2 separate regions of the Homo sapiens genome follow, and region 1 is linked to region 2. A link is an interaction called in ENCODE POLR2A ChIA-PET data of the cell type or tissue named here. Cell type or tissue: MCF 10A. All regions are shown on one strand. Links, peaks and the distances in the headings refer to the core of each region. The heading gives the core; the rest is flanking DNA. Region 1 overlaps MED13L (mediator complex subunit 13L). Region 2 overlaps MAP1LC3B2 (microtubule associated protein 1 light chain 3 beta 2).

The links. Peaks named below come from ENCODE experiments on the same cell type or tissue, not always from the same donor. Only the 100,000 strongest peaks of a DNase experiment are listed, where the experiment ranks them.
Region 1: POLR2A ChIA-PET joins it to region 2 with 6 read pairs; 5 of 35 experiments call an interaction of 5 or more read pairs at or near these places.

Annotation. Positions count from the first base shown.
Region 1 is chr12:116,271,659-116,274,581 of GRCh38, forward strand. The region is part of intron 1 of MED13L (mediator complex subunit 13L); the gene reads right to left. Among named protein-coding and RNA genes, the nearest start is that of MED13L, 4.6 kb to the right of the region's middle. In MCF 10A, for the core only: no CTCF peak of the experiment used is centred there; no DNase peak of the experiment used is centred there.
Region 2 is chr12:116,575,599-116,578,521 of GRCh38, forward strand. It overlaps MAP1LC3B2 (microtubule associated protein 1 light chain 3 beta 2), which reads left to right. Exons shown (of 2, transcript NM_001085481.3): 2 at 244-1,008. The coding sequence starts at 345. The coding sequence ends at 722. Among named protein-coding and RNA genes, the nearest start is that of MAP1LC3B2, 18 kb to the left of the region's middle. RefSeq lists a silencer at 1,486-1,780. In MCF 10A, for the core only: no CTCF peak of the experiment used is centred there; a DNase peak (open chromatin) is centred at 1,703.

The DNA.
Region 1 (2,923 bases), core at 245-2,744, 300 kb before region 2:
CAGAAATTCTGGTGGCCAACATCACACAACAGTTTGTAAATCAGATCTGCACAAAATACATCTGAAATAAATGACACTAATAACAATGTTGCATGTATTTTTTTCTTCATTTCTACGGTTGCAATGCACAGTTCAATAACAGTAATACCTAATAGTCAACCATACTACTAATTCTCATAAAATCTGTCTAATCTGGCTAACTGGTTAGCTCCTGTGAAATAAATGTATCATTCACTTTCAAAAAAAACACACACACACACAAATCAGTACTCCTACTACTAGCTTAAAGAAGGGGAACATTGTTATTATTGTTATTTTCTTCAATCAAAAATAAGTCGAATGTTTCAAAAAAAATCTACTCTATCTTTGATTCAAAGTTGAGAGACAGCTGAATTAACTGTTCATAAAAAATAAACAATTTTTCTGTTGTCTGTTTCTCTATAAATATGTAAATAGTAATATTTACATATTTTCATTGAGATGAGTTTCATCTCAATTTTAAATTATTAGGCAAAAATAATTATAGAACAAAATTAACTTAGTTATCACAATTTATAGCACTAGTACAAACTGGTGAGAGAGATCTCTGAAAGTGGTAAGGAATACAATTAAAAACCAGGCTGGCCGGGCGCAGTGGCTCATGCCTGTAATCCCAGCACTTTGGGAGGCCGAGGCAGGCGGATCACAAGGTCAGGAGTTCCAGAGCAGCCTGACCAACATGGCGAAACCCCATTTCTATTAAAAACACAAATAAATTAGACAGGCATGGTGGCAGGCGCCTGTAATCCCAGCTCCTGGGAGGCTGAGGCAAGAGAATCCCTTGAACCCGGGAGCTGAATGTTGCAGTGAGCCAAGACTTCACCAGCCTGGGTGACACAGTGGGACTCTGGTCTCAAAAAAAAACCAAAACAAAAAAAAAAAATGATAAGCTATATAAGCACCTGGCATAAATTCAATAAATACATACTATCCTAAACACACCCCCTTGCCCATTCTTCTCACAAAGAATAGGCCCTACCTAACTTCTTCCCAGTGAGTACTTCAAGCAACATCCACAGCAAAATATTTGTAGCATACAGGCCTAAGGTACATTATTGTCTCTTTAAAATTATGAACTCATCACACATACAAATGGCTCTTTAAAACAGTCCAGTAAACTGCTACACTATGCCTTAAATTGCTGTCTATTATGTACTTAAAAATATTTACTAGCAATTGGAGGTTAATATGGCAACTATTACCGGGTGGCAATTATTGCTATTAAAAATATATAAATACTGTAACACCATGTGCTACTAACAACAAAATGCTAAACCGAAAACATACATTAACAAATTGTAAATATTTTCATTACAGAAAATGATAGCCAGGCGTAGTGGCTCATGCCTGTAATCCCAGCACTTTGGGAGGCTGAGGCAGGTGGATCACCTGAGGTCGGGAGTTTGAGACCAGCCTGACCAATATGGAGAAACCCCGTCTCTACTAAAAATACAAAATTAGCCGGGCGTGGTGGCACATGCCTGTAATCCCAGGTATTCCGGAGGCTGAGGGAGGAGAATCGCTAGAACCTGGGAGGCAGAGGTTGCAGTGAACTGAGATGGCACCTTTGCACTCCAGCCTGAGCAACAAGGCGAAACTCCGTCTCAAAAAAATAAAAAATAAAAAGAAAGAAAATGAACCATCATGGAAAAAAATGCTTTAAACATAAATTATAAAATCACAATGAACTGGTACAAAAAAATACCTTGTGTATTTTGGCACTTTGAAAATTAGAGAAATCATTCCCTTTTCCTAATTTCCATTTTATAGTCCACCCTATTTTGTTCTAGCGCAAAAAAAAAAAAAATTCAGACTTTCTACATTTACAACTACCTTCCCATTCTGCAAAAAAATCCCTTAAGACAAAAAGAAAGTAGGTCAACAATAGATTACCTTAAAAGCTTCAAATATAGAACTAATGGTCTTCAATAGGAATTATGTACTAATGGGTGTACTAGTGTCTCAATTCAGCAAGAATTTGAGATTATCACCCAATTATCCATAGTCAGGAAGATTCTAAGCAAATAAAACATGAAAGTGGAGCATACATATCTAAGAACTAGAGATCACTCCCTCATATCAAAGAGCACATATTTAAATCTAGTTAAAGGGCACAAAATCACTTTCTCCATATTAACTCAATAGAGAAAAATAAATGTCTACTTAACATCCAGAAATTATGTCTTCTCACAAGAATGAGTTCACATACCATAGGGTGCACTGTTACACTTTTCAAAAAGGCAGATTTAACACACTTTTAACTGAATGATTAACTGAGTGAATATATAAAAAGTCACCCAGAAATGTGATGGACAGCATAAGAAAATAGTTTTGAGTCAGAAAGGCACAGGCAGGCATGCACTTAATGCAGCAGCTACAAATCTCACAGCAGTTAGAATAAGAAACTTATACAATGACCCATATCATATATACACAATGGCATTTTTCACACGTTAGGAAAAGGGAATGGATGCTGAAAAATTAATTTAAGAAATTTGATTCCGTGCAGTAAAAAATCAGAAAATAAGTAAAAGACTAGCAGAAATCTTAAAGTGTCTGATTGATTGCACAATCAACTTTTGGTAAGCCATAATGAACACCTCAAGGTAATGGAAACTGGGTGGGTATTACCACGGTACAGAACTTAATCTCTTATTTCAATCTAACTAATGAGAGTATCTAGGTAAATTCTTTATAAATACTTTTCTCTGCAAAAAAAAACAAAACAAAAAAAAAAAAAACCCTGCAGGCCAAAAGAAAAAAATGCATGCTATTATTAAACCATAAAGCGTTCTTATAAAAAAACATGATTTTGAACAAGTGATTACATCTCCTTCAGAAATAACTATGATATACAATGTACTTTGGGCAACATATTTTTAAT
Region 2 (2,923 bases), core at 177-2,676:
GCATAGAGTTAAGTTGAAGGAGTGCTTTTCAATAAAGCCAAGATTTCCCTTGAAAAACAGTCTTGACTCTTCTCTAATACATGCCAAAGGCTTGAATAAGACCCCAAAATAATGTACTATAGAACAGGTGTCAGCAGATGTTTTCTGTAAAAGAACAGATAGTAAATATATGATGGTGTGTGGCTGTAACATATACAGTTTCTGCCACAACTACTCAGCTCTGTTGTTATTGTGCAAAAATAGCCTTACACGGCCACAGTCGGATTCGCTGCCGCAGCAGCCGCCACCCCCAGGAGCCGCCGGGACCCTCGCGTCGTCGCCGCCGCGGCCCAGATCCCCACACCATGCCGTCGGAGAAGACCTTCAAGCAGCGGCGCACCTTCGAACAAAGAGTAGAAGATGTCCGACTTATTCGAGAGCAGCATCCAACCAAAATCCCGGTGATAATAGAACGATACAAGGGTGAGAAGCAGCTTCCTGTTCTGGATAAAACAAAGTTCCTTGTACCTGACCATGTCAACATGAGTGAGCTCATCAAGATAATTAGAAGGCGCTTACAGCTCAATGCTAATCAGGCCTTCTTCCTGTTGGTGAACGGACACAGCATGGTCAGCGTCTCCACACCAATCTCAGAGGTGTATGAGAGTGAGAAAGATGAAGATGGATTCCTGTACATGGTCTGTGCCTCCCAGGAGACGTTCGGGATGAAATTGTCAGTGTAAAACCAGAAAAAATGCATCTCTTCTAGAATTTTTTAAACCCTTACCAAGGAAAAAAAAAGGGATGTTACCAACTGAGATCGATCAGTTCATCTAATCACAGATCATCAAACAGTAGTGTTCCCACCTAGGAGTGTTAGGAAGTTGTGTTTGTGTTTCAAGCAGAAAAACTGAGCTCCAAGTGAGCACATTCAGCTTTGGAAACTATATTATTTAATGTAGGCTAGCTTGTTTTCAAATTTTAAAAGTTTAAAAATAAAATACTTTGCATTCTAAAAAAAAAAAAAAATTGCCTTACACAATGTGTAAGTGAATGAGGATGGCTGTGTTCCAATACAATTTTATTTATAAGAGAAGTAGCTGGCCAGATTTGACCTGGGGCTATAGTCTGCCGACCACTGGTATAGAACATGGGCATAACGATCTTTTAGAAGCAAACTTCTAAGGCCGATTGAGGTGGCTCATGCCTGTAATCCCAGCACTTTGGGAGGCCGAGGTGGGTGGATCACCTGAGGTCAGGAGTTCGAGACCAGACTTACCAACATGGTGAAACCCCATCTCTACTAAAAATACAAAAATTAGCTGGGCATGGTGGCGAGTGCCTGTAGTCCCAGCTGCTCGGGAGGCTGAAGCAGGAAAATCGTTTGAACCTGGGAAGTGGAGGTTGCAGTGAGCCAAGATCCTGGCATAGCAGTCCAGCCTGGTCGGCAAGAATAAAACTCTGTCTCAAACAACAACAACAACAACAAAAAGAAACAAATGGAAGTATATGTGATTTTAAATAGAAGTATATGTAATGTGCATACAATAAAAGTATACAAATAATTTTTAAGAAGGGAACACCTCTTTGTAAGTGCCACCCAGATGAAGATATACAATGTTACCCAATCCCAAAAGTGTTCCTCCTGCGCCTCCGAGTCATCCCTATCACCACTGCCAAAGCTAACCGCAGATTAGACTTAGAGCCTCCACATTTGTTTTCATTAGTTTTTAACCTTATGTAAATGAAATCATATAGCTCGTTCTTTCACTCAGTGGCATGTTAGTGAGTGTATGTGTGATTGTATGGGTTTGTCCAACTTCAGGCTATATTGCATAATGCCACATGCAGTGTTGCATTTATAGCATTGAACAAATATGCCACACTTTACTTATCTTTTCCACTATGATAATATTTGGGTGGTTTCTAGTTTGAGGCTATTATCAATAATGCCACTATGAACATTCTTGAACATATCTTTGGATCCATATTTACACATCACTACTAGGCATATTCTTGGAGTGTGTATGCTTATGTTCAGCTTTAGGAAATGCTACTAAACAATTTTCTGAAGTGGTTGTACTAATTTGGACTCCCACCATCTGTATACAAGGGTCTCAGCTTCTCTAAGCATTAACAACACTTGGTATTAACAGGTTTTCTTTTCTTTTTTTTTCCTGTAAACTTAGCCATTTTTACATGTGTAAGTGTAAAATTTATATATAGTAAGGTGCAAAAATCTTAGCTTAGTTTTATTTACATATGTAAAAATCTCACTGTGGTTTTAATTGCATTTAATTGACTAATGATATTGACTCCTTTTTGACAGGTTTATTGGCCATTTGGATTTCTCTTTTGTAAAAAGCTTGTGTGTTTTGCCAATTATTTTTTAATTGCATTTTTTTCTTATTAATTTGCAGGCATCCTTTTTAAATATTCTGAATATGAATCCTCTGCTTGATATCTTTAGTTCAACTATCTTCTCCCATTCTGTGGTTTGCATTTTTGTTCTCTAATGGGATATTTTGATGAACAGAAGATCTTAATTTTAATGAAGTCCAATTGATCAACTGTTTGCCCTTCCTTCCTTTCTTCCTTCCTTCCCTCCCTCCCTCCTTTCTTTCTTTCTTTGTTTCTTTCTTTCTTCTTTCTTTCTTCTCTTTCTCTCTTTCTTTCTTTTTCTTTCTTTCTTCTTGCCTCTTTCTCTCTTTCTTTCTCTCTCCTCTCTTCCCTTCCTCCCTCTCTCCCTCCCTCCCTACCTTCCTTCCTTCCTTCCTTCAACAGGCTCCTGCTCCATTGTCCAGGCTGGAGTGCAGTGGCGTGATCTCAGCTCACTGCAACCTCTGCCTCCTGGACTCAAGCCATCCTCCCATCTCAGCCTCCCAAGTAGCTGGGGCCACAGGCAGGTGCACTGCCACCACACTCCGCTAATTTTTGTATTTTT